Regions from separate parts of the Homo sapiens genome. Here region 2 is linked to region 1. A link is a loop called in an ENCODE intact Hi-C map of the cell type or tissue named here. Cell type or tissue: heart right ventricle. All regions are shown on one strand. Each heading gives the region's core, and the rest is flanking DNA. Links, peaks and the distances in the headings are about the cores only. Region 1 has its middle 24 kb from the start of OSTC. Region 2 overlaps COL25A1 (collagen type XXV alpha 1 chain).

Region 1 (2,818 bases), core at 14-2,513:
TAATAAACTACATGTATTTAAGATGTGCAATCTGATAAGTTTGACCTCTGTCCTGGAAACCATGCCACAATTAAGATAATGAACATATAATGTGGAATCTAGAAAAGTTGAACAGTAAAATCGTGGTTACTAGAGGCTAGAGAGTAGGAGAATTGGGGAGATGTTGGTCAAGGAGCACAAAATTTCAGTTAGGTGGGAGGAATTAGTTCAAGAGATCTATTGAACATCGTGGTGAATATAGTTAATAACAATATATTGTATACTTGAAAATTACTGAGAGAGTAGATTTTAAGTATTTTCACCAAAACAAAAGGTAAATATGTGAGGTAATTCACACATTAATTAGCTTGCATAGCCATTCCACAATGTGTGTGTGTGTGTGTGTGTGTGTATATATATATATATATATATGCACATCATGTTGTACACTGTAAATGTATACAATATACAATTTTTGCCAATTAATTAAATTTAAAAATATAAACTTAAAATACCGTCAAACATGTTGTATAGATTAATCTTGAATATGACTGACTTATTTTCTTCAAGTCAGACATTTTAAAAGGCCAGAATTATGAAACATTAAATAGAAAAATATTACCCTCACTTCCTTGCTAGGTATGTCCTTGGTGATGTAGGGCTGGACTCACAAAAGAGCACTTCCAACACTACTGTTAATAAAGTCAGGAAAAGATGCCATGTGGCATCCTATTTTTAAAATCTATATTCACTAATGAGTATATATGCGAAGTTATAGCTGGTCTTCACTTGAAATGGTACTTCATAGGCACGTTCCTCAACTTTACTTAGATAACTAAATTTATAGAGTACTATACTTTCTGAATAGAGCCCAGAGTTTTGCTCTTTGATAAGCTGTGTCAAGACAAGACCGTTTTTTATCTCCCCAGAATTCCCTTGGCTATTTTCAAGTCCCACAGACTGGTAGACTATGTGAATTAAAAAGAATTTTTGTCATCTAGAAAGCCAGCTGAGGGGAACTGATCAGCCCAGTAATGTTTTCAGTGCCTCCTCACAGATAGAACCCAACCTCTCTCGGTTAAAAGGCAGCTGGGCCTGTGTCCATTCAGGAGAGGATCCTAGTACTATACTTGTAACCTTTAGTCAAGTTAATGAAAAGCTTGGCATATGGGGGGATAATCTTTGGCGTATGTTTATAATATCCCCTGTATTTTAAAATTTTAAATAATTTTATTAAGATATATCTTGGAGTCCATCGTTTTCGGTCAGTTTTTCCGGTTACTACATGATCTTTCAAAATAGTTTCAAATCTCTTATTTCAGGAAAAATAATTTGTAAGTATAATTTAAGTATTATAATCCTTCCTTCCTTCCTTCCTTCTTTCCCTCCCTCCCTCCCTTCCCTCCCCTCCTTCCCTCCCTCCCTCCCTTTCCTTCCTTCCTTCCTTCCTTCCTTCCTTCCTTCCTTCCTTCCTTCCTTCTTCTATCTTTTTCTTTGCATTTTTAGCTACTGGAAGGGGCTGGGGCCCTGGTGATGCCCTGAGGCATCCTGTTCAATTGATCTTAATGAGCAGCTTCCCATTCTCTTCATCCATGGGTTTCTGATGGTATCCATTTTTTACATCCAATTTTTAATACTATTGATTTCCTTCATAAACTACCAAGGTAGCCTACATTTTTTTTAAAAAAAAAAAAGTAAAATAAAATGAAAATATCCATCACCCAAAAAAGTTTCCTTATGACCTTTTGTCACTCCTCCCTCTCATACCTCCCACTCTTCTCCCCAGACCTCACCCCCACAACCATATACAACTAGATAGAAGTCATTCGTCAGATATATATTTTGCAAGTATCTTCCAACAGCCTGAGGCTTGCCTTTTAATTTTCTTAACAGTATCTTTTGAAAAGAAAAAGTTTTTAATTTTAATCCAGTCTAGTTGATTGATGTTCTTTTCATTTATAGCTTATGCTTTTGTGTATCATATTTAAAAATCTTTGCCAAGCCCAAGGTCACTACATTTTTCATCCATGTTTTCTTCTAGAAGTATTATGATTCAGGCTCTTATATTAAAGTCTGTGATCCATGTCATTCATGAAGTTTTGTAAATGGTGAGGTAAGCGTTGAAGTTTTTTTTTTTTTTTTTTTTTTTTTTGCATATGGTTATCCAATTGCCCCAGCACCATTTGTTAAAAAGGCTATTCTTGCCGGGAGCGGTGACTCACACCTGTAATCCCAGCAATTTGGGAGGCCAAGGTGGGCAGGTCACCTGAGGTCAGGAGTTCGAAAACAGCCTGGCCAACATGGCAAAACCCCATCTCTACTAAAAATTAGCTGGGCATGGTAGCAGGCACCTGTAATCCCAGCTACTCAGGAGGCTGAGGCAGGAGAATCACTTGAACCCAGGAGGTAGAGGTTGCAGTGAGCTGAGATCATGCCACTGCACTCCAGCCTGGGCAACAGAGAGAGACTCTGTCTCAAAAAAAAAAAAAAAAAAAGCTATTTGTTCCTCATTGAATTGCCTTGGAACTTTTACCAAGTCAATGGGTCATATATGTGTGCATCAATTTTTGGACTCTTCTCTGTTTTACTGACCTATTTGTCTATCCTCAGGTAGATTAACTTTTTTCAATCATTTCAAATGTATTACAGCTGCTTTAAGGCCAATCTTACGGACTATCATGGTAAACATATGATGTGCACACCCATTGTTGGGTGTAGAGTTTTGAAAAGGTAAGTTGAATCAAGGTGGTCGATAGTGTGATTCAGGTCTTCTAGGTTCCTGTTAATGACTTGTCTTGTTGTTCTATCAATTTCTAAATAGAAAATGTAAAAATATTCA
Region 2 (2,818 bases), core at 40-2,539, 160 kb before region 1:
GCATGGCTTTTCCATATTAATTTAACTGTTCATTTTTCAGAAGAAATAAAGGGCTATCTAATATTAAATAAAAAGAGATACCATCCTAAGTTCTATTCAGAGTCCTAATATTGAGAGAAGAAAACCACAGAGCATAAAATAGAACACGGCTGCCTTAATAAAAACAATACATACATTTACATAGCTAAAATAAATAGCTCAGATGATTCTTCCTTCACCCATAAGGAAGATATTTTCATTTGGCCTTTATCCAGAAAGTCGAAGTCAATGGAGCTAAAATTTCCGGAGTATGTATTCTGGTTGATAATCTTTTATATAAAGCTACTGTACTCATTCAGAGCAGGTTATAACTTTTTTCCAAAGGAAATAATGAAACCTAAGTATTCTTTTCTGCACAGTTACAAATGCTCCCCCTTTTTTAAAGCTAAAGGATAGGCTGTTTTTCTTTAACCATAAGGAAATAATTTCAGTGCATTATAAAATGAAAACCTTTCACTAACCTCTCTATTGCTAGGCCATGTTTCCATATCTTTTGGGGGAAAAAAGACATTCAGAATGGAAGATAAATGGTCATCTGTCTGGAACTTTCTTCTCTCTTCTCCCTCTCATGCATGCGCTCTCTCTCTCTCTCTCTCTCTCTCTCTCCCCCTCTCTCTCTTTCTGTTTTTCTCCCACTATTTCTTTTCCTCACCTTGGAAATCTTAGAATTATTTTTGTGTGTCTGAGTGGAATTATGTCATCAATTTCCCTACCATCCAGGAGAGGATATAAAGAAAGTATTTTAATAGTGAAGTCTTCAAAATGTCGGAATGATTCACTGTGCAAGTTTGTGGTCTTTTAAAAACTAGATAGATTTTCATCAGTCTGAGATAATTTGCTTTAAAAAAAGAGGGCCAGTAGTCATTTCTTTAACATACCTTCCAATTCCATAATTCTGTGTTCTGTAGAGTGATCTCATTCATTCAGGAAATATTTACCAAATGCTACTATGTGCAAAGCATGGTATTACTAGTGTGAAATGGAAACTCTCCTCCCACTTAGGTAAAGCCTATTTTGCTAATTTGCTTCAGTACATTGAATAATACCATTATAATTGATTAATTATCTCTTGGTCTTTTATTAATATTTTTATTAATATTTATTAATATATACTGAATGCTGCAAAAAAAACAGCTATTCTTCCTGACCTAGAAGAGTTTACAATCTAATTGCAGAGAAAAAAAAATGCATGAAGGAAATAACCAGAGAATGAGGCCAAAATAATACAAATAGTACAAGCTGTACAGTGATGAAGATTGGCTTTATCCAAGAATGCTTGTAGAAAGAGATGAGTTCTAAGGGAACATGTAATCTGAATGTGCAATTGTCATATTTCTAAGATCAAACCAATGACTTCTGAAGATCATCTTAATTAAAAATATTTAAAAGCTAAAAGCCTCAACGCTGCTGATGCAGATTGGCTTTCAAGCATTGTATGAAGAAACCCAGCCCATGTACTAAAAATGGAGCAGCAAATCTCAGGCAGTGTTTTGGCAGAATGCCCTGGGGCTCAAGAGGGTTTACCGTGTGGTAAATCAGCTGCTACTTCCGATAGCTCCACAATGTCACAAGAGTATCAGGTCTCAGTGCTGGAGCAGAATTAACCAGAAGAGCAAATGAAATTGCTAAGAATTTTGAAGGCATAGTTTCAGTCAAATGGTGTGCAGCGTAAAGTGTTACTCTTGTATTTACTCAGCATGTTAACTATCTTAACTGGATCATATATCAGTACTCTCCAAGTGCCCCTCACTGGAAGTGCTAAACTGGAGTGTGATTCTCAGAGTTAATTGATAGAGGCGCCATCTGGACTCTCCTGAAAAAGTTTCAAATTTTAAAGAAGTCAGAATCGGCAAAGGGAGGTGTTCTAGGATAATGCCTCAGTGTTGATGTGCAAATTAAAGAACCCGAATGAAATTAGAACAACCTAAAAGAAACCACACATTTGACAGCCAATGTTATTCAAACATTTTCAAGTGTATGATTGACAGCATCAATATTCCACTCTGCAAGCATCTGATCCTCCCTACCTTAGCTGATTTCTTCATTTGGCTTTGGAACTCTATAAATGTGTTAAGCTTGAGAGGTTGAAAAATACTTTTGGAATTGCTTAATCCAGGAAAAGGAGTTGTACATTCAAATCCCCGTGTTAATATTTCATTCCTAAAAGTTTTCAAGCTCGAATCATTAGAATGCTTTTTGGCTCTAAGTGACAAATTCAAAATGGCTTACACAATAAAGAAATACATTATTTTATATAAGAAAATATTCAAAGGAGGACTCTAGGTTTTGCTTGGGAGCCCTTTTCCACATGTTGGCATTGTCTTCTGACCACGGACAAGCTGGGCACAGTGGTCCAAGCATCCTCTCTGGTGAGACACTGGCAGAGAACAGAGAGACTACCTCATGTCTCTTCCTGAGCAGAGAGGAACCTTCCCCAGAGCTTCCCGGCTGATGCCCCTGACACCTCATTTGCCAGAACTGGGTCAGCTGTCCATTTCTGAGGCAGTCACTGGCAAGAGAAATGGAATTGTCGTTAATAGCTTAAGTAATTTTTGGGGGTGGGCTGTTCTAGAAGAGTAGTTTCACAGACAGCTGTTTTAGTGACAGCTTTATTCAAATAAGCCATAGTATATTTGTTTTAAGAATAAGACAAAGCCAAGATTCTCAAGTGAGAAGGGAATGGTTATATCAAAATAATCTATGGAGATTTTTCCAATTAGACCCACCCTAATCTGTGGAGTTATTTCAGTTATTTCAAACTAGACATAGTCCAGTTTAT

Evidence for each region. A loop is a pair of places that touch in the nucleus more often than their neighbours do. Peaks named below come from ENCODE experiments on the same cell type or tissue, not always from the same donor. Only the 100,000 strongest peaks of a DNase experiment are listed, where the experiment ranks them.
Region 2: it touches region 1 in a loop (3.0-fold over the local background); 4 of 110 quality-filtered maps call a loop at or near these places.

Annotation. Positions count from the first base shown.
Region 1 is chr4:108,673,271-108,676,088 of GRCh38, reverse strand. No RefSeq gene overlaps it. Among named protein-coding and RNA genes, the nearest start is that of OSTC, 24 kb to the right of the region's middle. In heart right ventricle, for the core only: no CTCF peak of the experiment used is centred there; no DNase peak of the experiment used is centred there.
Region 2 is chr4:108,829,515-108,832,332 of GRCh38, reverse strand. All of the region lies in intron 32 of COL25A1 (collagen type XXV alpha 1 chain), which reads left to right. Among named protein-coding and RNA genes, the nearest start is that of ETNPPL, 68 kb to the right of the region's middle. In heart right ventricle, for the core only: no CTCF peak of the experiment used is centred there; a DNase peak (open chromatin) is centred at 1,532; H3K27ac peaks cover 806 bases.